Linked DNA regions of Homo sapiens: all the other regions are linked to region 2. Evidence: chromatin loops called from intact Hi-C (ENCODE). Cell type or tissue: PC-9. All regions are shown on one strand. Each heading gives the region's core, and the rest is flanking DNA. Links, peaks and the distances in the headings are about the cores only. Region 1 overlaps IL6 (interleukin 6). Region 2 holds the start of LOC401312 (a long non-coding RNA gene). Region 3 has its middle 8.5 kb from the start of IL6.

Region 1 (10,185 bases), core at 317-5,316, 65 kb after region 2:
GCCTTTAAGTATGGGCTCTTCATTCATATACTAAATATGAACTATGTGCCAGGCATTATTTCATATGACAGAATACAAACAAATAAGATAGTGATGCTGGTCAGGCTTGGTGGCTCATGCCTGTATTCCCTAAACTTTGGGAGCCTAAGGTGAGAACTCCTTGAACTCCTAAGGCCAGGAGTTCAAGACCAGCCTGGATAACATAGCAAGACCCCATCTCTACAAAAAACCAAAACCAAACAAACAAAAATGATAGTGGTGCTTCCCTCAGGATGCTTGTGGTCTAATGGGAGACAGAACAGCAAAGGGATGATTAGAAGTTGGTTGCTGTGAGCCAGGCACAGTGCTGATATAATCCCAGCGCTATGGGAGGCTGAGGTGGGTGGATCATTTGAGGCCAGGAGTTTAAGACCAGCCTGGTCAACATGGTAAAACCCCATCTCTACTTAAAAATACAAAAAAGTTAGCCAGGCATGGTGGCATACACCTGTAACCCAGCTACTCAGGAGGCTGAGGCACATGAATCACTTGAACCCAGGAGGCAGAGGTTGCTGTGCACCACTGCACTCCAGCCTGGGTGACAGAACGAGACCTTGACTCAAAAAAAAAAAAAAGAAGTTTGTTGCTATGGAAGGGTCCTACTCAGAGCAGGCACCCCAGTTAATCTCATTCACCCCACATTTCACATTTGAACATCATCCCATAGCCCAGAGCATCCCTCCACTGCAAAGGATTTATTCAACATTTAAACAATCCTTTTTACTTTCATTTTCCTTCAGGCAAAGAATCTAGATGCAATAACCACCCCTGACCCAACCACAAATGCCAGCCTGCTGACGAAGCTGCAGGCACAGAACCAGTGGCTGCAGGACATGACAACTCATCTCATTCTGCGCAGCTTTAAGGAGTTCCTGCAGTCCAGCCTGAGGGCTCTTCGGCAAATGTAGCATGGGCACCTCAGATTGTTGTTGTTAATGGGCATTCCTTCTTCTGGTCAGAAACCTGTCCACTGGGCACAGAACTTATGTTGTTCTCTATGGAGAACTAAAAGTATGAGCGTTAGGACACTATTTTAATTATTTTTAATTTATTAATATTTAAATATGTGAAGCTGAGTTAATTTATGTAAGTCATATTTATATTTTTAAGAAGTACCACTTGAAACATTTTATGTATTAGTTTTGAAATAATAATGGAAAGTGGCTATGCAGTTTGAATATCCTTTGTTTCAGAGCCAGATCATTTCTTGGAAAGTGTAGGCTTACCTCAAATAAATGGCTAACTTATACATATTTTTAAAGAAATATTTATATTGTATTTATATAATGTATAAATGGTTTTTATACCAATAAATGGCATTTTAAAAAATTCAGCAACTTTGAGTGTGTCACGTGAAGCTTAATATAAACAAGTTTCTTGTCACTGCCACCACCACGACCAAAAAAAGCTAATCAATCACTATATATAATACATATATATACTATATATAATAAATATATATACTATATATAATACATATATACACTATATATAATACATATATACTATATATACACATATATACTATATATACACATATATATTATGAATGTATATATATAGTATATATAGTATATATACTATGTATGTATATATATAGTATATATAGTATATATACTATGTATGTGTATATATAGTATATATAGTATATATAGTATATATACTATGTATGTATATATATAGTATATATAGTATATATACTGTGTATGTATATATATAGTATATATATACTATATATGCATACATAGTATATATGCATATATACTATATATACTATATATTTATATATACTATATACTATATATACTATATACTGTATATATACTATATATGTATGTATACGATATATATATATACTATATATGTACACACACACATATATATATACATATAAGCACCTACTACATGCCAGGCATCATTAAATGTGTTGCATCCATCACGTCATTTAACCCCAGCACTTGCACACTCCTTTCTGGTTGTGGAAGACTAAGTAATTTATCTAAGTCACCCAGCTGGAAGGTCAGGCAGGGACCCAGATTTGAAATCCAAGTCTACCTACCTACAGGTCCCCTACTCTTAACCTGTAGGTCCCACTGCCTACCCAGGAACTGAGGGATGATGTAGAAAATCCCAAAACATGTTAATATAGGGAATACCTATAAACATGCAATCAAAGTCTTTGGGACTATACAACCACTGTATAAAGCATAACAATGTACAAGCTTCCAAACAATAACTAGAAGTTCTGCCTCCCTCTTCTGGGTTCCTAAAGCACTGCACCTATCTACCTGTCAAAGCATCTACCACATTGTACCACACCTTAAAATCAATGGTTTTTTTCTTCTCAGCCAGCATGTGGATGCCTCAATAAAGCAGACTCCTTTCATGACCTAAAACTAATTTCAGGGGGGAAAAAAAGACGAGCTGGGCGCAGTGGCTCACGCCTATAATCCCAGCACTTTGGGAGGCTGAGGCGGGAGGATCACTTGAGGTCAGAAGACCAGCCTGGCCAACATGGCAAAACCCCGTCTCTACTAAAAATACAAAAATTAGCTGGGCGTGGTGGCGCACCTATAATCCCAGCTACTCAGGAAGCTGAGACATGATAATCGCTTGAGCCTGGGAGGTAGAGCCTGGGGCTGCACTCCATCCTGGGCAACAGAGGGAGATTCTGTCTCAAAAAATAATAATAATAATATAAATAAATAAATAATTTTTTTAAAAAAAGACTCTTTCCTATATTAATCTTTGCATCCTGTGCCCATGGCCCCAAACCTGACCAATGAAGGCCCCAGTAAATATTTTTTGAACAAAAGAAAATATAGATGATCAAAGATAAGAAAGATAAGAAGACACCTCAATTCTTGTAGGCATATAGTGGTAGGGGAAATCACTAATTCTGTGTGTTTATGTATCTTCATCTTCAGGAAAAATAGCAAGAATTAGAAAGAAACACTCAAAGGACTTCCAGAGAAGGCAATGAATAGCCAGTGCATGTACACCTACCTCCATTTCCTTTGCCACTGGCAATAATCTTCATCTGCCCTCTCCCCTCCCCGACCTAAAGTGGTAGTGAGAGAGGCAATCTGGACAACTTAACATGGCCTCGTTTATCCATCTCAACACGACACTGGGAATTTGGTGCAGATTTCCCCTTTCTAACCCCTGCAATATAAAAGTTCTGTCTCCTTATAAAGCTTTTCCCCATTCTACCCGCTACAGACTTCTTCCTCCAGGGGAGGAGTTCTTCTGGGTAAGGGAAAGTCCACAGAGGTCAAAAACCGAGAGGAGCTGAGCCAGAAAAGAGCCACATACTCTGATTTCTAGAAACCACGCATCACAAGTGGGCTTCCCAAAACTAGGGTCAAGTCAAAGAACAAAGAGAAATTGCGATCAACTGATGCTTTCATTCTTCAAACAAAAATGGGTTGAGTTTCATAGATAAGTCAGGGAAAGCTCCTGAGAAAGAGGTGAAAGGGTAGACATGATCCCTGCCCTCTTGTGTAGCACACTATGGAAGGGAAAATAGACATTAAATAAAGACTATAAATGTGATAAGGTTTCCAAAAAGAAATGTGGGCTGTGCTGAGAACCCATACTAGAGGCACGGATAATCTAAGTGAACCCTGGTTTGGCTGCTCACCACTCGAAAGCCAGACATGAGAGACAAGGTTGGTGGGAGGAAAAGCCAGTTCATCAGAAAGCCAGTAAACCAAGAAGATGGTGAGCTAGTATTTTAAAGTACCATCTTGAATTTTAAAATTTATCACAGTAGTTTTTAAAGAGAAACTTGGTATGGGAGATACGTGGGAGTGGTGCGTGGTGTAGGGTCTGTGTGTCTTGTTCTGATGGCTATCTCAGGTAACCGCCTGTCCGGAGGTCTGTTTGGGATCATCTTAACTTCAGCTAGATGATGGATTCATTGTTCATGATTCCTTCTAACCAGGAGGATTCTGCAATGGGGGCTCCTTGCCTCGTTTGTTTAAAGATCAGCCTCTGGGATTTTTAAAGCAAGAGTATAATTAGATAAGCATACATTGCCAGAGGGGAGTGTCTAGAGAGGGAAGGAATGAAGAGGTGAGAGGAAAGAAAAGGAAGAAAAAGAAAGTGGGTAAGAGGCAGAGCAAGATGGCAGAATAGAAAGCTCCACCAATGGACCCCCTGGCAAGGATACAAAGTTAACAACTATCTGCACAGAAAAACAAACAAACAAAAAACACCTTCATAAGAATCAGAACTCAGGTGAGCACACATAGTACCTGGTTTTAACTTCATATCACTGAAACAGGCACTGAAGAAATTAAAAAACAGTCCTGAATCACAATGCTACCCCTCCCCTATCCACAGCAGCAGTGGTGTGGTGCGGAGAATGTCTCTGGGTGCTGGGAGAAGGAGAACACATCAATTGTGGGGCACTGAACTCAGTACTGTCCTGTTAGAGGAGAAAGGAAAACCAGACTAAACTTAGCTGATGTCCACTCACAGAGGGAGCATTTAAACCATCCCTAGCCCAAGAGGAATTGTCAATCCCCAGCAGTCCAAACTTGAGTAGCCGCAAAACTCTCCACTGAGGGCCAAACTTGAAAGGCAGTCTAGGCCATAAGGACTGCAACTCTTAGGCAAGTACTAGGGCTCAACAAGGCCCGGAGACCTAGTGGACTGAGGGGACATGTGACATACCGAGATACCAGCTGAGGCAGCCAAGGGAGTATTGGCTTCACCCCTCTCCTAATCCTAGGCTGCACAAGTCATAGCTTCAAAAGAGACTTTTTCTTTCTGCTTGAGGAGAGAAGACAGAAGAGTGGGGAGGACTTGGCCTTACCTCTTGGATACCAGCTCAGCTACAGCAGGATAGGGCACTAGTCAGAGTCATAAGGCCCGTATTCCAGACCCAAGCTCCAAGACAACATTTCTAGACACATCCTAGACTAGAAGGGAACCCACTGCCTTGAATGAAAGGACCCAGTCCTGGCAGCATTCATCACATGCTAACTGAAAAGCCCTTGGGCCCTGAATAACCAGTAGCGATCCCCAGGTACTACATCGAGGGCCTTAGGTGAGCCTCTGAGACTTGCTGGCTTCAGGTGAGATTCAGCACATTACCACCTATGGTGGCTATGGGGCAAAACTCCTCCTGCTTGGGAAAAGCAGAGGGAAAAGTAAACGGGGCTGTATCTTGTTGCACCTTAGGTACCAACACCACCACAAGGGGGTAGAGCACCAGGTGGGATCTTGGGGTCCCTGATTCCAAGCTTTGACTCATGAGTGGCATTTCTGGACCTGCCCTGTGCCAGAGAGAGGCCTATTGCCCTGAAGGGTGAGTCTCAGGCCAGGCAGCATTCACCACAAGCTGACTTAAAAGACCTAAGGCCTTAAGGGAACATCCATGGTGGTCTGGTAGCACTTCTTAAGGCCACTGGGGAGCAGGGTGGGCAGTAGCTACAGGGTGAGGGTTCTCTGCTTCTGAAAAGGGGAGGGAAGAGTGGGAAGGACTGCATCTTGTGGGTTGAGTGTCTGCTCAGTCACAAGACAATAGACTACAAGGTAGACTTCTAAGTTTTTTACTCTGGTCCCTAACTCCCAGATGGCACTTCTGGACCTACCCTGGGGACCTCATCACCCTGAAAGAAAGGACACAGGCCTGGCTGGCTTTGCCATCTGCTGATTATTGAGCCCCAGGGCCTTCAGCAAACATAGGCAGTAGCCAGAGAGTGGTTACAGCAGGCCTCGGGTAAGACCCAGTGCTGTGCTGGCTTCAGGTGTGACCCAGTGCAGTCACAGTGGTGGTGGCCACATGGGTGCTTGTGTCATTTCACCCCCAGCTTTAGGTGGCTCAGAACAGAAAGAGAGATTCTGTATGTATGTTTGGGAGAAAGTAAAAGAGGAGAACAAGAGGCTCTGCCTGGTAATCCAGAGAATTCTCTCAGATCCTGTCTAAGGCTATCAAGGCAGTACCTCTATGAATCTGCAAGAACCACAGCATTCCTGGGTGGGAGGTGCCCCCTAAAGAAGAAACAGCTTAGATTACAACACCCAAATCCTTTCAAATACCTGGAAATCCTTCCCAAGAAGGATAGCTACAAATAAGCCCAGACAATGAAGACTACAATAAATATCTAACTCTTCAATGCCCAGACATCAAAGAACATCTACTAGCATCAACACTATCCAGGAAAACGTGACCACACCAGATGAACTAAATAAGTCACCAGAAACCAATCCTAGAGAAACAGAGATATGTGACCTTTCAGACAGAGAATTCAAAATAGCTATTTGAGGAAAGTCAAAGAATTCAAGATACACAGAGAAGGAATTCAGAATTTTGTCAGACAAACTTAGCAAAGAGATTGAAATAATTTTGAGAAATCAAGCAGAAGTTATGGAGCTGAAAAATGCAATTGGCATAATGAAGAATGCATCAGAGTCCTTTAATAGCAGAATTGATCAAGCAGAAGAAAGAATTAGTGAACTTGAAGACAAGCTATTTGAAAATACATAGTCAGAGGAGACAAAAGAAAAAGAATAAAAAACTATGAAGCACAACTATGGGATCTAGAAAACAGCCTCAAATGGGTAAGTTTAAGAGTTATTGGACTTAAAGAGGAGGTAGAGAAAGAGATGGGGTAGAAAGCTTATTCAGAGGGAAAATAACAGAGAACTTCTCAAACATAGAGAAAGATATTAATATCCAAGCACAAGAAGATTATAGAACACCAAGCAGATTTAACCCAAAAAAAGCCTACCTCAAGGCATTTCATAATCCAACTCCCAAAGGTAAAGAATAAAGAAAGGACCCTAAAAGCAGCAAGAAAAAACAAGTAAATAGCATACAATGGCACTCCAAGACATCTAGCAGCAGACTATTCAGTGGAAACCTTACAGGCCAGGAGAGAGTGGCATGACATATTTAAAGTGCTGGAAAAACAAAACAAAACAAAAACCTTTCACCCTAGAATAGTATATCCAGCAAAAATATCCTTCAAACATATAGAAGAAATAGACTTTTTCAGACAAACAAAAGCTGAGGGATTTCATAAATAACCGATCTGTCCTACAAGAAATGCTAAATGGAGTACTACAGTCAGAAAGAAAAGGACATTAATGAGCAATAAATAATCACCTGAAGGTATAAAACTTACTGGTAATAGTAAGTGCATAGATAAACACAGAATGTGATAACACTGTAACTGCTATATGTAAACCACTCTTAAAAAGTTAAAAAGCTGGGGGACAAAGTTAAGAGTTTTTATTAGTTTTCTTTTTGCTTGTTTGTTTGTTTATGCAAATAGTGTTGTTGTTACCACGTTAAAATAATGGATTATAAGATAGTATTTGCAAGCCTCATGGTAACCTCAAACCAAAAAACATACAATTGATACCCAAAAAATAAGAAGCAAGAAACTAAATCATATCACCAGAGAAAATTATCTTTACTAGAGGCAGACAGGAATGAAAGAAAGAAGGAAGAGAAGACCACAAAACAACCAGAAAACAAATAACAAAATGGCAGTAGTAAGTCCTTACTTATCAATAATAACGTTGAATGTAAATGAACTAAACTCTTCAATCTTCAGACACAGACTGGCTGAATGGATGAAAAAAAGCCATTGATCCATTGCCTGCAAGAAACACACTTCATCTATAAAGACACACATAGACTGAAAATAAAGGAGTGGAAAAAGATATTCCATGCCAATGGAAACAAAAAAAGCAAGAGTTGTTATATCAGACAAAATAGACTTCAAGACAAAAACCATAAGACGAGACAAAGAAGGTCACTATTAATGATAAAATGATATATTTGACAAAAAGATATAACAATTTTAAATATATATGCACCCAACACTGGAGCACCCAGATATATAAAGGAAATATTATTAGAGCTAAAGAGAGAGATAGGTCCTAATACAATAATAGCTGGAAACATCAATACCCCACTTTCAGCATTGGGCAGATCTTCCAGACAGAAAATCAATAAAGAAACATCAGATTTAATCTGCACTATTGACCAAATGTATCTAACAGATATTTACAGAACATTTTATCCAAGAGCTGCAGAAAACACATTTTCCTCAGTACATGGATCGTTCTCAAGGATAGACCATATGTTAGGTCAGAAAACAAGTCTTAAAATATTTTTTAAAAATTGAAATAATATCAAGCATCTTCTCTGACCACAATGGAATAAAACTAGAAAGTAATAACTAGAGGAATTTTGGAAACTATACAAACACATAGAAATTAAACAATATGCTCCTGAATGACCAGTGGGTCAATGAAGACATTAAGAAGGGAATTGAAAAATTTAGTGATAATGGAAACACAACATACCCAAACCCATGGGATACAGCAAAAGCAGTACTAAGAGTGAAGTTTATAGCTATAAGTGCCTACATCACAAAAGAGGAAAAACTTCAAATAAACAATCTAATGATGTATCTTAAAGAACTAAAAAAGCAAGAGCAAACCAAACTCAAAATTTATATCAAAACAAATAAAGATCAGAACAGAAATAAATGAAATTAAAATTAAAAAAAAGATCAATGAAACAAAAAGTTAAAAAAAAAAAAGTTAAACAAAATTGACAAACCTTTAACCAAACTAAGGAAAAAGAGAGATCCAAATAAATAAAATCAGAAATAAAAAAGGAGACATTACAACTGATACTGCAGAAATTCAAAGGATCATTTGTGGCTACTATAACTAACTGTAAGCCAGTAAATTGAAAAATCTAGAGGAAATGGACAAATACTGAGATACATACAACCTACCAAGACTGAACCAGTAATAAATTGAAAACCTGAACAGATTAGTAACAAGTAATGAGATTGAAGCTGTAATAAAAAGTCACCCAGTAAAGAAAAGCCAAAGATCTAATGGCTTCACCGCTGAATTCTATGAAACATTTAGAAAAGAACTAATACCAATCCTACTCATACTATTCCAAAAAATACAGGAGGAAAAAATACTTTCAAATTCATTCTACAAAGCCCGTATTACCCTGATACCAAAACCAGGCAAAGACACATCAAAAAAGAAAACTACAGGCCAATATCTCTGATGAATGTTGATGCAAAAATCCTCAAAAAATACTAGCAAAAATACTAGCATTCTAATTCAACAATACGTTAGAAAGGTCATTCCTCATGACCAAATGGGATTTATCCCTGGGATGCAAGGATGGATCAACATATGTAGATTAATCAACATGATACATCCTATCAACAGAATGAAGGATAAAAACCACAGGATCATTTCACTTAATGCTGAAAAAGCATTTGATAAAATTCAACATTCCTTCGTGATAAAAACTCTTAAAAAAATGAGGACAGAAGAAACATACCCAAGCATAATAAAAGCCATATATGACAGACCCACAGCTAATATCATACTGAATGGGGAGAAACAGAATGCATTTCCTCTGAGATCTGGAACATGACAAGGATGCCCACTGCCACCACTGTTATTTAGCATAGTTCTGAAAGTCCTAGCTAGAGCAATCAGACAAAAGAAAGTTATGAAGGGCATCCAAGTTATGAAGGGCATTCCTGAAAAGGAAGAAGTTAGATTATCCTTGTTTGCAGAAGATATGATCTTATCTATGGTAAAACTTAAAGACTCTACACACAAAAAGCTATTAGAACTAATAAACAAATTCAATAAAGTTGCAGGATACAAAATCAACATACAAAAATTAGCAGCATTTCTATATTCCAACAGGGAACAATGTGAAAAAGAAATTTAAAAAAGTAATCCCATTTACGATAGTCACATATAAAATTAAATACCTAGAAATTAACTTAACCAAAGAAGTGAAAGATCTCTGTAATGAAAATTATAAAATACTGATGAAAGAAATTGAAGAGAACACCAAAAAATGGAAAAATATTCTATGTTCATAGACTGGAAGAATTAGTATTGTTAAAATATCCATAATACCCAAAGCAATCTACAGATTCAATGCAATCCTTATCAAAATACCAATGACATTCTTCACAGAAGCAGAATAGAAAAAAAATCCTAAAATTTATATGGAACCATGAAAGACCTAGACTAGCCAAAGCTATCCTAAGAAAAAAGAACAAAACTGGAGGAATCACATTACCTGACTTTAAATTATACTACAGAGCTGTAGTAACCAAAAGA
Region 2 (10,185 bases), core at 1,642-6,641:
GGCGGGTGGATCACTTAAGGTCAGGGGTTCGAGACCAGCATGGCCAGCACGGTGAAACTCCATCTCTACTAAAAATACAAAAAAAAAATTAGCCGGGCGTGGTGGGGCACGCCTGCAGTGCCAGCTACCTGGGAGGCCGAGGCAGGAGAATGGCGTGAACCTGAGAGGCAGAGCTTGCAGTGTGCCGAGATCGTGCCATTGCACTCTAGCCTGGGTGACAGAGCAAGACTCCGTTTCAAAAAAAAAAAAAAAAAAAAAAAAAGGATATTTTCCAGTTTCCAGTACACCCTGTTCCAGATATGCTCACTCAAGTCAAAATTACCGAGTGTAGTGGACATTTTAGCCCTACTCTCAAGCAAAAGGCAGATTTTCATAGGTCCATTTCTACCATTATTTCACTAGGTCTCCCAAGCTTCCAAAAGGTAGATCATGTGCTCGCTTCAGCATCCCGTATACTAAAATTGCAACAAAACAGAGAACACTAGCAATTTTAAAAAATAAAAATAAAGCAGATCATTAGACGACCAAAACTGTCATGGAGGGATCTTTCACATGGACAAGTGGTACCCCCGGTGTAGTTCGGAGCATCCCACAGGAACTCTACACCACCTCAATGTAGTGATTGAAAGCCAGGCACTGGAAGGACAAAGTTGAGCAAAACCACCCCGAAACATAAGAAGTTCCTGGCCCTAGGCTGACTCCCTAGCAGGTCATTTTACACCAGTCACGGAAAGACAGAGGGGCAGGAGTTGAGGGGGAAGTGGGGGCCCAGGGAAGGAGTTATCTGATCAAGTCTTAAAGGATAAACAGGAAACTGGACAGCAAAAGGGGAAAAAAGTAGCCAATCCGGGCAAAGACAGCACCATCAACAAAGAATCAGGACGAACAAGAGAATGCCCTGTGCAAACATCAGCAAACGTCTGCCCCGTGTGTGTTTGTGTGCGGCCGCCAGGTGTGGCGTCATGGCTGCCATTTTGTTCTTCTCTGGTTGGCTCCTTGGGCGCCTACAGCCTGTGAAGCACTGCCTGACGCCTACCGCTCGCCCACCTCCCCGCCTCCTCCGGGCGCTGCAGCCTCCAGGGATCCCTCCGCCCCCCACCCCCGGGAAACCTGGAAGTGGCCACCAGGCCCGGTGGTCCGAGGTGAGCTAAGGAAGGAGCTTTACCCACCTCGTGGCCCGCAGTGATGAGGCGGCCCGAGCAGCGGGTCGTCTTCCAGAAGAGTCAGAGAAACAGTCCTGGCTTGCTTCACCTCAGCCCCCTGGGTTCCCTCCAAACCAGAGGACGCAGAAATGCCTGGGTCTGAGGGGGCTGGGTGTGCTCGGCCTGGGTAGTCTCGAAAGTCGCCAAGGCTACCTCAGAATCCCCCGCCCTCCGGCCAAGCTCCTCTCCCCCAGGCGCTGCCCCACGCTCCTCGCCGCCCTTCCCTCTGCCTGGGGGCCGGCGAGCTTGTGGCCGCCCAGATACGCCTGGATCCTCGCCGGGACCTCGGTGGAGCGCTTCCCGCCCTCGGCACCCCTACCCCCGGTGGCCCAGACGCGCCCAGGTCCTCGCCTGAGGAAACTCCGAGGACACCCGACCTCCCGCTCTCTCTCAAACCGCCCCCCTTCGCCCCCCTGCCCGCGTCGTTTCTTTCTCCTGCTCTCCAAATGGCTTTTCCACACCAGAAACTGAACAGCAAGTGTGGCCCGGCGCGTCTGGGGACAGGGTGGAGGGGGACTGACAGTTTTACACTCTTCAGTAGTTGTGAGTGTTGTACTGTTGTGTGTGGATTGCTTATTCCCGAAGTGTAACTTGTTTGGAAAATTAATTGCGAAAGAAAAGTCATTTTTTTGAGCCCCAGAGTTTTCAGAATATTTTGCGCAATGCCATACTGATGCTCGCCTTCCCTTTGTACTCAAAAGGCTTCATTGAAACGAATCACACTGGTTAAAAGTCAGTTTGGTTTGGTGTCGTGGTGGTGGTGGTGAATGAGTCACATAGGTTAAAAACTCAGTTTGTGGTGGTAGATCTCAGATACTAAACCCACTGTGAGATCTTAATCAAGTGTCTTTACCTCTCTGTGCCTCAGTTTCCACATGTGTAAAATGGGAATAATTATAGTACCCATGTCACAGATTTATGGTGAGATGAAATGAACTCACGTATATGAAGCACTTGGTGTCTGCCACAGAGTGGATGCTGGAGAATGGCTCACTGCCATTATCCTTATAGATTGCCGCTCACCTCTGTCACCTTTTGCTCCAGTCTGTGGTGAGAAGTTTCAGGGAAGTAAAGCATGCCTCTGAGAAGGATGATACGTGGATTGAGTAGAAAAATGGAATTCCATGTTGGTCAAAGGGTAAAAATTTTCAGTAATAAAATGAGTAAGTTCTGGGAGTCTAACATATAGCATAGTGACTATAAATAATAATATTGTATTGTTTACTTGAAATTTCCTGAGAGTAGATCTTAAGTGTTCACATACACACAATGGTAGTTATGTGATATGATGGATGTGTTAACTTGACTGTGGTAATCATTACTCTGTGTATGTGTATATATGTGTGTATATATGTGTGTGTGTGTATATATAAAGTCATCACTTTGATATACCAAATTTTTATTTGTCAATTTACCTCGATAAAACTGGAAAGAATGAAATTTGAGAGTTTTCAAAACCTTAATCTCCATCCTGCAGGAGAAACATTTCCTTTCCCCTGTGGCACACAGGACAAAGTATAGGAGCTGAGTCAGGGACAAGGGCCCAAGCTCATGCTCCTCCACTAGCCTGTGGGTTGATTCTTGGGCAAACTGCCAATGTCTCTAAGCCTCAATTTGTTCACATGGAGCCAAGTGAGCCCCATGTGTATGAAAGGGCTTTGTACCCACTAAAAGCCTGAAAATTTGAGGTGCAGTTATTTTGAAAATACACAATTGATGGCCTATAAATAGAACAGGTGAGTTAAGTGGAACATTGACAACCATATGGAAGTTTATACAGTGCCACGAGAAAAGCTTGATTTTTTTGTTAAAGCTCAGCAGCGGTTAAATCAACTGCTAAAGGAACAGCCCCTTCCCAGAATGTTTTCTCTTTTTTTGAGACAGAGTCTCGCTCTGTCATCCAGGCTGGAGTGCAGTGGCACGTTCTCAGCTCACGGCAACTTCCGCCTCCCAGGTTCAAGTGATTCTTCTGCTTCAGCCTCCCGAGTAGCCGGGATTACAGCCACATGCCACCACATCTGGCTAATTTTGGTATTTTTAGTAGAGACGGGTTTCACCATGTTGGCCATGCTGGTCTCGCCCTCCCAACGTGCTGGGATTAGAGGCGTGAGCCACCGCACCAACCCCTCAGAATGTTTTCTTGATGGGGTTGCTGGCACTTGCTCTTCTGCCACTGCGGTAGGGTAGAAAAGCCCTGTGACTCTGAGGGATTCCCTTTCTTTCTCTTCCAGATGTTTCCTCTGGGATCCACACTCTGGGTCCTTTCATATCTCTGGAAATAAATTGTCCCCTTCAAATTCAAAGCACCAAAACATACTGCAAGTTCCCACAGTTCAGGCTGCAACTACTTTTAATCAGTTCTAAGAAATCTCAGGGAACCAAGTTCATCAGTTCCGTGACTTCAGAATAAGTCACCTAATCTCTCTTGGCTGCAGCTTCCTTACAAGGAAAACGATATACCTCAAATTCTGAGTCACATGAGCTTGGCAGAAATGTAAACAGAGTTTCCACTGTTTCCTATCTCTCTATCCTTTTCTGGTTAGTTCCATGAACTTCCACCCCTAGACACAGGCTGAAATCCACCTCACCCTCAGCAACCTTGGATTTTGAAGAAGGTGGGGCCTGAGTTGTTTTGAGTTCTCAGTTGCAAAGTGCTGTTCTCAGGCCAGCCCTGGCCTACCTGCCTAGAGCTATTGTTAGTAAATTCTTGCTTAGTGAAGAGACAAAGGAAAAATGCATGTCTGAATGGATTAGCTTGATCACTCATTCAACAAATATTTACTGAGTGTGTCTATTATTTACCATGGCTTACAGTTCTCTAAGGAGGTGATCCACCTGTTAAGTGGAGGTGGAGGGGGTAGGGGAGGCTTCCCTGAGGAAGTGAGACCTGAAGGAAGAAGAGGAATAGTCAAGAAAGCCAGTCCACAGCCCTGCAGTGGGAAAGAAGGAAGTAATGAATGCATGGATGGATGGATGGATGGATGGATGGATGGATGGATGGATGGATGAAAAAATGAATGATTGAATAAACGAAAGGACAGACCAATGAATAAGCGGTCCGGCCTCCCCCTTGGTTACTGGCACGCTACCCTCATTGGATTTCTTTCTCAATTAGCACATCCTATTGCCAGGCACATGTGATGACATTCAATCCTATAAAGCAGTTATGAGTCCTGGACACCTACCACTGTGATGAGAAGAGACTCCTGCAGCACTTACACAAACATTTCCAGGGTTCCTACTGGTTGGAAAGCACTCATTATCCAAATGAAGGGCGGAGAAATCTCAGACTTTTTCTACTTCAGAGGAGCCATTCCTTTCAGCTTTTCACATTCACCCCCATTTTTTCTAGTTAATAGCTTCCATTTCAGCCCTCTCCATTGTCAACATCATTGAAACATCTCATATGGGCTACAGAATTTTCATTTTTTGGGTTTGGTTTTGCGTTCTGGGTGTGTGTATGTGTGGTGGTTTTCGGTTTTTTGTGTGTTTTTTTGCAATAAAATCCAGTAAATACCATATAGACTTCAACTGTGTCTTTCTTTCATGGTAAAAAAATACTCAAGGGAGATAAGTTCACTACGTAGAAAGAAGAAAAACTTTTGCTATTCCTGAGAAGGGGAGAAGGAGGGAAAAACAAAAACCCCTGTAAATGTCACTAGTGACTAACTCCATCTATTTTTGGAAGGCCCTAGGGGGTTTTAGGGCTTTCCATGCAATAGATTAAATAGTAACATTCCTCTGAAAAGGAATGTGCAGCCTTGCTCCCTGGAGTGCTCACCTGCAACAGCTGTCATTAAGGGCCCAAAAGGCGAGTGGAGTTGATGGGGCCCACAGCGCACAAAGCTTCCATCTTCACCTCCACCAGCTCTCAGGGACCATAGAACATTGGCGTCTTTTAAGCCCATGAGTCAAGTGTGTCCCTTGTCTGCTAGGTTTCCCCAGGCCACTGTGGACATGTGACTGTGCCTTTTTAGCACCTGCTTCTTCTGTCATGAACTCCATGCATACCTGACTTAAGACAGCAGACCTCTCAGGTCAGATGCCCAGGTTCATTCCCATGAGCTTGCCCTGAGCCCTATCAAATCAATGTGTCTCCAAAGAAATATACCGCTGTCAAAATTTAGAAAGCTCGTTATTGTTAAAAAAAAAAAAAAATCACATTTGTATTATGCTGGTATTTGTTGGAGGAGGAGTGGACAAAACAGCAAAGAAATATGACCTGGCTGTGGTGTTTAAGTACTACCATGTTTAAAAGGACTTATACTTGGAACTTTGTTTTTTCCCATACCAGGTTGAAGGTGTTAGGTTAAAAATAAGTTTTTACAACGGTGGTTCATTATATGAATCTCTCTACTTTTGTGTAACTTCATGCTGGAAATTTTCCACGATAAATGGTTACAAAAAGAAAGATAAGTAACACAGCATTTCACATGCCACAGGATCCTTGCTGCTTTACTTCCCTTCTTCGGCTCCACTAAGACTCCTCAACTAGCAACCTCTGAAAGATGAGCTTCCAGCTGTGTTATGCCTTAACACCTGGAATCCCGGATGTTGCCACCGGAATCCCAACTCATTTCATTTCAGTTGCTTAGAAGCAGGGCTCAATTTTTTACATCTTAACATTTTACCAATACTTCCATAAAGGAACTCTGTCCTCACCATGATAGAAATTAAAGGTTCTATTAAAGTTTTTGTCTAAGAAGAAAATTACATATTAACAGGCATTCTGGTGTTATTTTTACCCTTTATTTAAAAGGTTAAGGTTCTAAGGACATTAAAAAATTGCAATAGTATTATTGGGAGTAAATTTCATTCCCATGTTTAGGAAACATGAATTAGCAAATGATGATGTCATAGTTGAATTTTGCAATACAATTAAGGATTTTATAACTACCTTAAGTCTAAACCACAATACATATAAGGCATGGAAAATAAATTCTATAAATGTCATTGTCACAAATAAAAAATCCATTGAACATTTACAAAGTTAATAATAATTCATAATGTGCTTATGAATAATCATGAAGGTGAAGTATATTAGCTTAAGAACTTCTTAAGAATTGTTATAAAAATTCCACATTCCATCTACACCACTTCTGGTTAGCAGGGGTATTCTACTCCTAATTAAAAACGCTTCTCTTAGCAGATGTTTTCTAATACACCCAAGGCCAGAACAAGTTGGCTTCCCCTTCCCTCCTGCCCTGTAGATGGAGACTGGCAAACACATGGATAGGACAGACAGCTGAGGACTGAATGCCAACCTTAACCAGAGCACTATCCCACCCCATTCCACAGCTTGGCCCTGACATCAAACCAGCTTCCTGGGCTCCAGATTAGAACAGCAAGCAAATTCCTCATGTTCCATTAAAGTGTCCTTAGATAATTCAAAAGAAAACCTTACAATCTGCTTGAAAATATGGGTCATTTTGAACTAATAGGATGACAGCCAGTCTGAATTCATGAAAACCCACTTTATACTTTTTTTTTTTTCCATAAGAAGTGCTGCTACACCCCTGGGCCCATCTGCAGACGAGCTGCCCTGCCCAAGCCTTTGGGGAAGCAGCCCCCTTTATACTTTAAGTAATTTATAGAAGTTTTTAAAAATATTTTTATTACTTTCAAAATCATGATGTAATTTAGGATAAGCTGGCAAAGTACTGTTTTATGGGTATTTCTTGCTTAGTGGCTAGGTACGAAAGACTTCCAAGGCAACCATTCATTAAGTTCTAAATTTTCTAAATACAACTTGGAAATCATTCATTCTTTGAGTTTTGTTTGTTTTTAAGCTTTTAATAAAATTATATTCCCACTCAAACGTAATAACAATGGTTCTCACCAGTTAGAATTGAGATTTACCACTGGCCACACTATCTTAATTAGGCTATGACCTCTTGTTGGAGCAGGAGTTGCAGGCAAGCCTTCAAAAAGGCCATGCTGCACCACCTGGGCTTTCTCAAGAAACTCTGCTCGGGAGGAGAGGACCTGGCAATCTGGATATGCAAATGCAGAGCAAAGCGTGACTCAAGGGCATCAGTGCAGCTTCCCAGAGGTGCCCAAGCAGAGCAGGGGTGCCATGTTGAGGATGAGTGCATGCTGTTATTTCAGCATACAAGTCAGTTCGGGTCGCATCACATCCATGTCCCTCTCTCACCCTCACACACACAGCAAGTGCACTTGCTCCATGTATCAGCCTTCTTTCTCTTGCCCACAGCTGTCCTGCAGAAGTTGATATATTGACCCACATTCCAGAATCCTGAGGAAGCCTAGCCCAACTTCTTGAAAGCCAGCACCAAAATACTCTTATTTGTATATTAAATGAGAGAATCAAAATTCCAGTATGCTTTGTCTGATGAAAAAGATGCAGGGAAGTGAAGCTCCATGTAAACAATTACCCAAGTTCAGAAAGGCATGATTTGGCCAAGCAGATATGAATCATTATAAAAGCAAGACTTCTAGTTTTACTTGAAGAGTTAAAGATGTGTGTTTATTTCCTCCAAACCTACTTAAAGGACATTACAAAAACAAATTTTAAGAAAAAATAACACTAAGCAGCCAAGGCAGTCTGCCTGTAGGACTCCAGCCACCAGAGTGGGCAGAGTGCAATACCAGCAAAAAACAGGATTAGGGGATAGGGTCAAACTGGAATGAGGAAACATGTCCACACACATCCACACCAATATTGCCCATGTTGTCAACCTTTTGGAGGCTCAGCTTCAGAATGCTTGGAAGGCAAGTTTCTGTCCTTTAGGCAAGAGATTAGACAACTCCCCTCAGGGGAAACTAAATATCAAAGGGAAACCTGCCTTTGCACATTTAAAGTTCTTCCAATGGAAAAAAATGGGAGACCTGCCAGATCACCCTTCAGAGAAGCCCAGCAGCTAATGAAATCCCCCTAAATAAGGCTTCCAATCAACATTTTAGTGCCTCTCCCTTAAAAATAAGTGACCAGTGCTGGGTGGGGTGGCACAAGCTGGTAATCCCAGCTACTAGGGAGGCTGAGGTGGGAACATTCCTTGAGCCCAGGAGTTTGAGTCCAGCCTGGGCAACAAAGTGAGACTCCCATCTGTAAAAAATAACTAAAAAACAAAAATAAATAAGTGGCCAAGATATTTGTGAAAAGCAACTCTCTTGAAGGAAACTAACAGAAATAAGAAATTCAGAAGAAATAAACAAGGAGATAAAAAAATGTTTTCAGGTAATATTAATGTCCTCAGAGAGATAGAAGATATATTCATGAAACAAGACATCATTTTTAAAAAGAGAGCTCTTGGGAATTCTAAATGTGATAGCAGAGATTAAAAGCTCAATGAAAGGGTTAAATAATAAACTTGAGGAAATCTCACAGGAAGTATAAGATAGAGACAAAGAGATTGAAAAGGGAAAGAAGATTTTTTTAAAAACAGGATCCATCCAGGAAGGCCAATACCCAGAAGGAGAGAATAAAGAAAACAGAATGAGAGAAAGAGAGAGAAATATAATCCTGATACACAATGCAGCTCAAATGTAGTTAGGGCTGACATAATTTAGCACATCATAGAATGTCGAGGTCTCAGCCAACAGTGGCAAAACCAGAAAACCAACAAAATTTACAATGCAGAGTCCTCAACAGGCTCAGGAACTGGCAGTTTCAGATAGTGCTTCTGAAACTGAAGGTTACGGTGAAAGAAACCAATCTAGGATGGGCTGGGTAAAAGCTGTGTGAGAAGCAATCAGAGCCTTCATTCCCCTCTCTGCTCCACATCACTGAGTATGTCCTCTTCCCCTCCCCCATACAAGATGGCAGGTTTATTCTTTGAAGGAATCCTTCCTGACCGGAGGTCAATTGGCACAGCGGTTGATTTGAGAACAGTAACACAAACCATAAAATGGTGAGACCCGCAGCCCTTCTTCCCCAGCTCTGTTTCCCCAATTGGCCATCAGAACAGTGACAGCATACTTGTAACCTTGGCAGGAGATTAGAAAGGTTTCTTTCTGAGGAATCTGACCAGTCCATGAAAAAAGGTCAGAAAATACTGAAGCAAAAAAGTTTCCTAAAACAAACAGTGCTTCCAGCTCACCCTACAGTGAAGCTCAAAGTCAACAAGCCTTGCCTGCAAGTTGAGAGCATCCAATCCACTTTTTAGTCCTCTAATCCTGAACAAACATCCAAGGGTGCCAGATGTCTAAGGAAAGCCCAGGGCAAGAAAACTGGAGAACAAAACAAATAGATAAAAGCAATTCGGAGGAAATAAAATACACAGTGACTAAAACTTTAAAAGTATCATGAATACCCTCAGGGAAATAAGAGACAATGACATACCTTTGAAACAAGAGTAGGAAACTATAAAAAGGAACCTAGGACCAGAAAATAGAATTGAGGCATTCTAGAAAGGTGAGTAAAATGACAGAGGGGAAAACAAAAACAAGAAAATGAAGATATTAGAGAACCAATCCAGGGGTCTGAATATCTGATTAACAAGAGTTTCCAAACAAGGGAGAAGAAAGCCAACGAGAGGAAATCGTCAGTAAAATTATTCAAGCAAATTTCTCAGAAGTGAAAGACTTAAGTTTCCAGATTTCCTGAAGGGGCCACTGAGGGCCCAGAATAATCCAGGCAGATTATTGTGAAATTTCACAACACTGGGGACTAAGGGAAGATCCTTTTTAACCTGATTACTGGAGGATGTTCTCCCCCAAAATAAGAGAGTAAACCAAAAAAGAAGAGATGAGGAATCCAACTTGGGAGAAAAATCTAGAGAATTCCAAGGTCCACAGTGAAGGAAAGACTCAAGATAGATGACAGCTCTGCAACAGCCTGGAGAGCATTCAACTCAGAAGAGGAAAGGGATCGGGGGTGGGGTGGGGAGTGGGCTATCCTAAGAGAAAAAAAGAAAGTGATAAACCATCCAATGTTGGTGTCTATTAGAAGGTGCGTCTGCTAGAAGAGGTACAAAGAAAATTAGGCAAATAGGAAAAAAGGCAACAATTTCAGGAAAAACTA
Region 3 (10,185 bases), core at 2,717-7,716, 51 kb after region 2:
TACATATGTAATTAGGATGCCTATTGATATCCTACTGTGTGAGCCCATGGCAGGGTGCCAAAAGTGGTACAAGCTGTTAACAGTGGTCAGCTCACTCAAGGGGCTGGCAATCTTGCCATTGTTACACTTAGCATGTGTTACTTTTATACCTTTTTTTAGTTAATAGGAAAGCTAAAAAGAAAAACACTATCCTAGAGAATTGGAATTGCTAGTGCTTTTCTCATAGAGATTGTTCTCAATTGCAAAGGCATAAAAACCAATCTTTAAGCCAGAAGATTCCTTGCCGAGTTGAAGTTTCCTCTTCTTGCTGGAACACAATTGTTTTTAAATCTAATGTCCCATCTTGAGTGTTCTGTGATTATTAATTACAATGGATTGAACCACAGAATCTCAGAGGATTTAAACGGATCCAGAATTTCAATGCTAATTGCTCTCTGAGAGTAAGCAACGTTCACTTTTAGGAAATGAATTGGCCTTCCCATCAGGATAAGCAAATTACTTTGGGCTGTGGGAAAAAAGGTAACTAATCTTCTAAAAGGATATATTGGTCTTAAAAGAACAAGGATATGAAAATCACACTGAATCATTAAAAACTCCTTAAGGTCAGGGATTAAGGCCTGTAATAGGTTGATGAATTGAATCTAACTTAATTATAAAGCAAAGCACTAACCTCATAGAATACCTGAGTCAAGTTCCCTGTGTTCTCATTTTCTAGCCTCTTCTACCAGACACTATGAAAAATAACAGCCCCATCTCTCCAGAAAATCTTAGGAGATATAGGCGTGCTGAATTTAAGGTGTCTGTGGCACATGCAAGTGGATCAGCCACTGGGCTGTCCAGAATGCAAGAGAGAACTCAGAGTTGGGGACATAAACTTGGCAGTCATCTGTGTAAAAGAGAAAAGGTAGGTAAAGTCCCACAAGGATGGGTTGGCCTACAGAAGGCACAGAGAGAAGAGAGCCTGGTTTAGCATGGGCTACGATCAGAGTCCCTGGGTTCAAATCTTGGCTCCACCCATTTCTATCTGGTTGCTCTAGGGCATGTTACCTAGTTCTTGTAATGCTCCGTTTTCTCATCTGAAAAACCCAGTTGATAGCCATAGCTCCCTTAGAAATATTGTGATGAAAGGCTGGGCACGATGGTTCACGCCTGTAATCCCAGCACTTTGGGAAACCAAGGTGGGCAGATCACAAAGTCAGGAGTTCAAGACCAGCCTGGCCAATATGGTGAAACACTGTCTGTACCAAAAATACAAAAATTAGCGAGGCGTAGTGGTGGGTGCCTGTAGTCCCAGCTACCAGGGAAGCAGAGGTTGCAGTGAGCTGAGCTCTCACCACTGCACTCCAGCCTGGGCAACAGAGCGAGACTCCGTCTCAAAAAAAAAAAAAAAAAGAAAGAAAGAAAAGAAAAGATAAAAGAAATATTGTGATGAGGGCTAAATAAGATAATATACACAGACTTAGAGCACCTAGCTCACAGTGGACCCTCTGAAATGTTCCCTATTACTGTACAGGGCTCGGCTAGAGCAAGGGCCCAGGGAATATCCACCAGAAGGAGGAGATGCAGGGAGAGAGGAGGGAGGCAGGCCAAGCAGGAAGGGGTGGTCAGTAGCTTCAGATGGGCTACAGGTAAGGCAAGCTTAGGACCAGAATGTTTCATTGGATTTAGCCACAAGAGGTCATTTGGAGTGGGTCAAAGCTATTCTGGGTAGAAGCCAAACAGTTTCCAAAGCAAAACAGGCGGCAACACTAGCATTCAGAGAGATCCAGGGACCAAGAATCTTAAAGAAAGGTTTAAAATGGTCAAAATAAACTTGCATTTAATTAACATTTTCATGAGTACTACAGTAATACATAATCAATGCAGAAAACCTGGAAAACAAAGAAAACTACAAAGAGGAAAAGAAGTATTTCTCATTCTACCTTCCAGACATACCTACATTTCTTCCCGTGTATGTGTATTTATATCAGGTGTAACAAGCATAGTTCATCTTGTCGTGTGACAAGCATAGTCTGAATTTGCCCAATATTTCAAAACCTATTATTTAAAGAAACTTGAAGAAAACCTGGAAGAATATTTTCATTGTATCAAAGTAGACTAAATAGGCCATTTTAAGTATGTCACAAAATCTAGAAGCATAAAAGAAAGGATATATAGTCTGCTTCATATAAATCAAAACTTTCTGCATGGCAAAAACACTATAAATTAAGCAGAAAGACGAATGATAAATTTTAAAAGACATGTGAAAAACAAACGTTTGCTCCTTGGAATATATCAAGAAGGGCTTTGAATCAATGGAAAAGGATCAATAACTGACAGAAAGATAGACAACGGATATGAACATAGAATTCACGGAAAACAAAATAAAAATGGTTCTTGAATACCTGACCAGGTGCTCAATCCTACTTATACAAGAGAGATGCAAATTAAAACTACGCTGATATAAGTTCTTCCCTCTGCAATCTGGCAAAGATCAAGAAAACTGACAGTATCATGTGCTGACAAACATATGAGGAACAGCTGTTCCCATACATCACTGGAGGGAGTATTAAATTTGTACAACCTCTACCTGTCTCTGTCTCAAAACTGCCCATATCCTTTGAGTCAGCAATTCAATTTCTAGGAAACTATCACACTAATACACTCACATGTATGAAATCGCACATGGACAAGATTATTCATTGCCGCTTTAGCTGTAATAACAAAAGATTGGAAACAACCTAAAATTCCCTTAATGGGGGACTGGTTAAATACATGGAATTCGAAGGCTAAAAAGGAAGAAGCAATTCTGCATCTCCTGATAAGAAATGATTGCTAAAACCCATTCAATAAAGAAAGCAAAATGTAGAACAGTGTAACTGATGTGCCATCACTTATGTAGAAGAATAAAAATAAATCCTAGGAAATATGAATATTTTGCTAATACATGCATGAAGTATTTCTAGAAGGAATCACAAGAACCCAGTAGTTACCCCTAATGGCTCACACATGGTGGAAGTGTAAATTTTTTTTGTAATTTTGTTACTAAGTACTCTTTGTTATCTTTTGAATTTTGTGCCATGGGTATGTGTTACCTATGTAAAAACTAGAAACTTAACATATAACATTTTAAAACAATGGCTGCGTGTGGTGGCTCATGCCTGTAATTCCTGTGCTTTAGGAGGCCAGGAGTTCACAATCAGTCTGGGCAATATAGTGAGACCTTGTCTCTACAAAAAACAATTCTAAAACATTTCAAAACCAAATGAAATCTATGAGCCACTTTATTTGCCTTTTTTTTTTTTGGTGGTCATTTTGGGTTTTGCTTTTTTTTTTTTTCAGCTGCCTTTCCCCTTCTTGCTTTGTCTATGTTGATGCTTTTCTCTCTTTTTCCCTTCTCCTCTCTGTTTCCCTTGCCCCACCTCTGTCTAATACATCAACAACTAAACAACAACAATTATCATCTACCAACAATTTAGCATATACCAATAACTGTCCTTAATGGATAGGATTTCATTTAATTCCCACAACCACCCCCAGATGGTTAAGTATTATTTGCCACAGTTTACAAATGAGGAAACGCAGGCACAGGGAATTGAAGTGCCTTGCCCAAACCCACACAAGCTGTAAATGATGGAGCTGGGATTTAAACCAAGTCGGCCTCTGCAATCCATGTTTTCTCTAGTAAACCATACTGCCTGTGATATGGAATAAGTACATGTATTTTTTTTCTTAACTTTTGCGTAAAGTATGACCATCTTTGTTTCTAATTTGTAAATCAAATAAGCTTAATATTTTATATGGCTTTTAGAAAGCACATATACAAAGAAAATTTTATAAATTAAACTGTTCTTTACTTCTAAATCTTTGACGATTATTTCCAAGACATAAATTCCAAGGAGATCCCAGCTTTCATTCGTTTACCATCCTGTGCACCAACCACGTACTCAAATTCATGCTATTCCTTCGCACAAGAAAGATAGAGCCCTCAAGAAACTCTCAATCAACTGGGGAGAAAATAATAACAGTATTAATAGCTCATGTTTACTGGGACTCTACCATGTGCCAGGCAGATGCTAAGCACTTTACATAGGTTCTGATAACTCTGTGACATAAGGTGCAACTGCTACCTCCATTTTTAAAATGAGAACAATTAAGCCCAGATGTTAACTTCCCAGCGGACCTCAGCTTAGAAAGTACAGAACAAGGATTTGAACCTAGGCAGTTTGGCTCCAGAGCCTGTGCCATCACAACACTGCCCGGAAACAGATTAGTACAGTACATGCCCCTGCGGGAGAGCCCAGAGGAGAACCTGCACTATTCCTGGAAATTGATCAGCAGAGGCTTCTGGGAGGATCGAGGCATGATTTGAGTCTTGACAGAAGTTCAGAACACAGAGACGTCACGGCATTCTACCCTGCACTGAAACTGTTCTAAAAAGACTGGCATGCTTCGGAGAGAAAAAAAAAAATGTAGCATAGAGTCTCCTGTGACCTGCCTGGGAGCTGTGCCATGCAATGGAACCAAATTTCCTTCAGGGAGTTTTACATTTTACTCAATATTCTGAAGTTTAGCTATCACACAATTAAGTATCAACCAGGTTCCTGTCATCAGTGGGTACTGTTGGAAGAGGACAGGGAATTGGATTTAACAACACTGTTTGTTCTTCTAATGCAACATCGTAGAAATATGTAACAGAACTGTAATGGAGATGAATCACAAGAAGGACGCAGCACAAGATGCTATGCCAAGAATAATATTAGGAGAAGTGACGTTCTGTCATTCTGTTACAGTTAAGAGTAAACTTATGATCCAAGAAGCAGCAATCCTTTAGAGACCCTGAGAACTCTTCAGGGCTCTCCTCGTCCTTTTCACTCAGGGCCCCAAAGCCAGCCTCTTCATTCATCAGCTCTGGATGGGACAGACAGTGACAAAGCAGAAATCCCTAGGCCCCTGGGCTGCTGCTGTGCAGCAGCAAACTCCCTCACTGTGACTAACTTTCTGCTTCTAACTTATCCCATGGCTCAGAAAAGCTGGGCTCAGCCTCTGCCTTGATCCATCAAGCCATGATCCAGCACGTGGCTGGGGAAAATCTGAGCGCATATAATTCTGTAGGACAAGGTGTGTCCTGCGCACATCCTAACTCTCCCTCATTCAGGTGGCAGCCTGTGCCTATCTGTTTATAAAAGTGGCAGCCTTCATTCTGAGGTATAGAAGCAGCATACTTTGACCAGAACAATCTCTTTCCTTAAAAAGCTTTGTGATCAATTGCCTTTGAAATGAGAGAAGATCAAATAATCCTTAATGCCTTTGATACATCCTTTTCTTACACTCCCCAAATAGAGCTCATACAATATAACTAATCTCTGGAATGGATTGATTTTGCCTTCAAAATATCCTTTTATTTCCTTGGACCCACTTATGGTCTGGAAGATATTTAACAACTAGCTAAGGAACAGAGGGAAGGGAGGGCTCTGATTGTAGCATTTGCCAATTTCCATGGTGTAATGTTTCCACACTAATTTCAAGCTACCATCAGGAGTCACTTAATGTAGAGTTGGGAAGAGATCAGTACAGTTGGCTCTCTTGAACCGGCCAGCTCCTGTGCAACCCTGCCTGGGCTCCTCCATCTGGTGTCATGCTGAGATGTTTGCAACAGCCTCTGAGCCCACCTCCCAGACTACAATCCCCTGGGGTCTTCTTCCTGCTCACTCAGATGAAATACTTTCATCATGTCACTGTTCTTCTGACAACCCTACCCCCAATTTACCACCCCATTTTACCTCTTCTCCCAAAGACCAATGAACTTTTTTCATGATTCTGGGTTCCTGCATCATCTCAGGTAAATAAATCATTTAACCTCTCCGAACTTCAGTTTCTTATCCATAAAGTGAGAATAAAATAGTCACCTCCATAGAGTGAAGTTTAAATGAATTAATGTGTGTAAAGCCTCTAGTCCAGCACCTGGCATCCAATAAATACCTGATTAATCCTACATGTCAATTACTCAAAGTACCTTAGAAGGAAAACAATGGTGTCGTTATAGAATTCAAAGGCCACGAATCCTCAAAGGACTTCACTCAGTACCTCAAAACTATTCCACATTGGTGCTTACTATTATATTTTTGATGAGTTCTAGAGAGAGAAGAAATGCTAAAAAACCCAACAGTAGCTCATTTTAGCATCTCAGAATCCTCAAGCAAGACCATGGCCAAACACTCAAACTCCTTCCCTGACCGTTATCAAGAGAAACTCTCTGCTTTGTGGTGGGTCTTGCTTCTGCACCCACAGGAAATGCAGTTTCTCTTGCACAAGTAACACAATCACAATAAGTGAGAGGTCACCTGAGGGAGATACAACCAGACCTGGAGATGGAAAGGAGAGAAATGGTACAAGACTACAAAGTCCTTATCAAGGTTTACATTTTTTTTGCCTTGCAAAACAGACCTTTATAAGAAATGTCAATGTATTAGAGGTAACGGGCCACACAAGATGAGAAAAGATGATGATGCCATCATTCATGACAATTCTCCGTAGGTCCTGCCACCAAGGAAGAGCAATGAGCTACTGATGCCCATTGTGGGGTCCAACAAAAGCATGGTTATGTCCCAGAACCAGCTGAAAAGCAAAGTTCAGCTGAACTGCAAACTCATTTTCATGATGCCAAACAATTTGCACAGCTTGATTTAGGGATTACACTGCTCCATGAACAACTGGTAAGTTAACCCTCCAGGAAACTCAGTGATTGTTTTAAATGCATCTCATCCCCATTAAGATATGAACTCTTTCCCCGCGCCTTAACAAGTGAATTGTGTGCATATGCAGGAGTCATCTGTAAACCTCACTTGATGTTTCCCCTCTGAACTCTGATTGGTATACCTACAGCTATTATTTACTTCACCTCTACTCAGAGTTATCCAGAATGTTACGCATACAAAGGAGTATAAATAGGGAAAGCAGGTTATCAAACGCCGTGGATGGCATTTTCCCATTACACCTAGATACATATGAAAAAATGTACAAACGACTAGAATGATTACACCATAGTGATAACAATGATTACTACTGGGTACTAAGATAATGTATTTTATAATTTTTTCCTTTTGTTTATCTCTCTTTTCTGTTTTCTACATTGAAAATGTATTACTTGTTTTTAAATTAAAAACATTTAATTTGAATACCTCATATGAGTGTGGCCTTACAGGCCTGGGTACCCAGGAAGCCTGGTCTGGCCTGTATAATAATTAAGAAATAATTAATTGTATAATAATTGTGCTTGTATAATAATTAAGAAATCTGCTACCTCCTTTCAGGTAGCAGCCCTTACCAGGGCTCTAGAATCTCCTGAATCAGTTTAGTCTCCCTGAAGCCACTAAGATCTGGGCATGTCAAAATGGGTGGCACCCTGCCCAGTCAAAGCACTTCCACTAACAGGTCCTTGGGTGGGAACTAGAAGACAGCATCAGGCTTTTGGGCTTTCAAAAAGTATTTCTTAATGTAGAGACTCCTATTCCTGTAGTCCCATTAACAGTAGACTCTTGATTAATAAGCATGGCTAATGAAAATCCACAGAATCACAGAACCACAGAATCCTGGAGCTAGGAGGGAATTCAGCAAACCCCTAAGGTGGGAGAGTACTTTGCCCCAAATCCTCAGTTCATCGTCATCTGAACACTTTCATCTGCCAACAGCTACACTCCCAAGACACAAGAAGCCGAGGATTTGGCAATGCAGTAAAAAGACAAGCCTAATTCAGGGAAACCCTACATTCAGCCAAAATTTTTTGCTGGCAGTATAAAACCCCCACTTCCTTCTGAATCCTGCAGTCTAAATCAAGCCAAGAAGGGCAACAGGGCTTTTACAAGCCTGGCCAACCGATTACCCACACAATGTCAGACAGAAACAGCCCAGGACTCAAATTTCCCTCTGACACCTGACCTGCCCCTGACTACATACCTGGTGTCTTCAGTAGTTTCACTGGGCCCATGGTGGACAAACTTAACACAGAGAAAGAATGTGCATGACAGCCTCTCTATTGGTTGTCCTAGAGAGATAGGAGGATCTGAGGCACTTGGTGGCAACTGCTTAGGCAGCAAGCCTCCAAACAAGCCTTTAGCAATAGGAAGCCATTTCCACACATCCAGATCACTTGCCAAGCTGATGGGTGCCTTCCCTCCTGTCCCCACCTCTCCCCGACCCCCGTCTCACCCACAGAAAAGTAGCACATAGAAAATATGGCTTCCAGGGTGAGAGATATAGGGAATCCCACAGTGCCCTTGGGGGACACAGTAATGTGGCTCAGACATAGACCACTGTACAGATCCAGCAGCACAGGAAGGGCTGCAGGCCTGGGAGAAAAGTGACAGCAGATGGCCGGTCCAGGCTTTCTGGGTACCCAGGCCTGTAAGGCCACACTCATATGAGGCAGGCAGCACCCCTTGGAACAATATCTATGGTAGGTCTATAGACCAAGGGCTCTGCTCTGTGCCGCAGACATCCACACACATACATAGGTACACATGACATAGAATTCAATAGCTTGAAGAAATTGCCTATGATTCTTCAACTTGCTTACCTGGATCTGAATTCTTCCATAACATTTTAAATCAATCCAGGTGTACCCATCTTCAGAAATAATGGACCCCAATGTCTCAGAATTACAGAGTCAGAGTCCTCAACATGTCCAAAGCATTTCGTGGAAATTATTCCACCATGAAGACTAGAATGGCCTCTCTTCATGGATTCAGCTTGCTAAGGAGGCTTAGTTCAGAGGGACTAAGACACTCTCCTTTTAGCAAATAACTAACCAAAAGGGCAAGGAAGGGAGGTAAAAGACGTCATAACCAGGCCAGTAGAATCCCCTGGTCTGGCCATTACATGTGATGATTTCAAATGGGTTCTTAGTACCTTAATTTTGAGGGAAAAGAGTAGAGGAAACCAGCCAATGCTTTGCATGCTTAGTTTCTGCTGATGACACTGAACTCAGAGAACTGAGATCTTTGGAGAAACCAAAGATGGCTCAAATGACTCGTGATAATAAATGAACGTATTACTGCTCGCTGACAAATTGAAGTTTCCTAATTATAAAGCAGAACCAGTGGCCACCACCATAGAAAGCCTACCCCACAGATGGAGAAGAGGCAAAGCACTGAAACTCAGTCCGAGGGACCTCCCCAGCCATGGGGGCAGGGCCAAATGGGGCTTCTTCAGGACCAGCAAAGCCATTTTTCTCATCAGCAAACTAGCTTCAGAGAAGTTTGCAATCAGGGCACTCTCTTCCAAGCCTAGAGACCCAGGGAAAGGGGTACGGGGGTGTCCCAAGGCAAAGAGAATCTACACTTTTTGCCCCCGGAGAGGCTACTTCCCTCCCAAGATGCCTGGGATTTTCCACTTCAGCAGGGGGAAGGTAAGTCACATAGCAAAATAATGAGGGCACAGAACAGATGACCTCCCTATAGAGTTTTGAATGAGAAACACAGCAGGGCAGATGTGCCCCTTCTCTAGTCTAGGAGGAGCTAGGTCCAGCCCCTGAACATCCTCCCCCTCAGAAAAGCTGAGGCCAGACTAAGAATTCACCAGACCAAGGAGCTACAACAGGACATCAGAGCTGAGGCTGCAAAGCCAGGACTGAGACCAGACCAGGCAGGAAACTGTCAAGAGCTTTGGTCACCAGGCCTGGCTGCCCTCCAACATCAGCTGGCTCTTTCTAAATTGACACACCACATGTCCCTAAAATTCTCTCTTCAAGTAATACCACCATCAAAGCAGGACATTTCCCAGAGCCTTAGAGCCTGGTGTCTGCTCAGTGGGACTCAACCCCAGAAGAAGCTGTTAAATCACCCACTGTTTCAGTTTACAAACTTCTTACGACTTGGCAACAAGTGAAACTACATTCTGGCAGCAACTGCAAGTTCCCTAGTACCCAGGACTTCCCGTTTTTTCTTGCTGTACTCCCTCCTGTTAAATCACAGACTCATCCATCTCCAACCCCCAGAATATAGAGAAAGAGCACAACACTACATCTTAACTCCTGAGACGTGGAGAACACTTCTCCTCCTGAGAGCTTAAGTACCAAATGGAAGCTACTTTTCCCCCTTGGTCTCAAATGTATTACTAGATTCTGAACTGGACTCCACCATCACGTAAGAAAGCAGTCATGGGCAGTAATTCTGGGAGATCCAGATAGGACATGCCAGCCCCACACTG

Evidence for each region. A loop is a pair of places that touch in the nucleus more often than their neighbours do. Peaks named below come from ENCODE experiments on the same cell type or tissue, not always from the same donor. Only the 100,000 strongest peaks of a DNase experiment are listed, where the experiment ranks them.
Region 1: it touches region 2 in a loop (6-fold over the local background); 20 of 110 quality-filtered maps call a loop at or near these places.
Region 3: it touches region 2 in a loop (4-fold over the local background); 22 of 110 quality-filtered maps call a loop at or near these places.

Annotation. Positions count from the first base shown.
Region 1 is chr7:22,730,627-22,740,811 of GRCh38, forward strand. It overlaps IL6 (interleukin 6), which reads left to right. Exons shown (of 5, transcript NM_000600.5): 5 at 780-1,372. The coding sequence ends at 947. Among named protein-coding and RNA genes, the nearest start is that of IL6-AS1, 8.1 kb to the left of the region's middle. In PC-9, for the core only: a CTCF peak has its summit at 2,288 (motif pointing left); DNase peaks (open chromatin) are centred at 875 and 2,305; H3K4me3 peaks cover 618 bases; H3K27ac peaks cover 919 bases.
Region 2 is chr7:22,664,176-22,674,360 of GRCh38, forward strand. LOC401312 (a long non-coding RNA gene) reads right to left here and starts at 1,358. Exons shown (of 5, transcript NR_122075.1): 1 at 1,170-1,358. RefSeq lists enhancers at 198-805, 806-1,414, 1,415-2,021, 4,639-5,267. In PC-9, for the core only: no CTCF peak of the experiment used is centred there; DNase peaks (open chromatin) are centred at 1,917, 2,756, 3,726 and 4,926; H3K27ac peaks cover 2,893 bases.
Region 3 is chr7:22,713,620-22,723,804 of GRCh38, forward strand. No RefSeq gene overlaps it. Among named protein-coding and RNA genes, the nearest start is that of IL6, 8.5 kb to the right of the region's middle. In PC-9, for the core only: no CTCF peak of the experiment used is centred there; a DNase peak (open chromatin) is centred at 4,702; H3K27ac peaks cover 1,499 bases.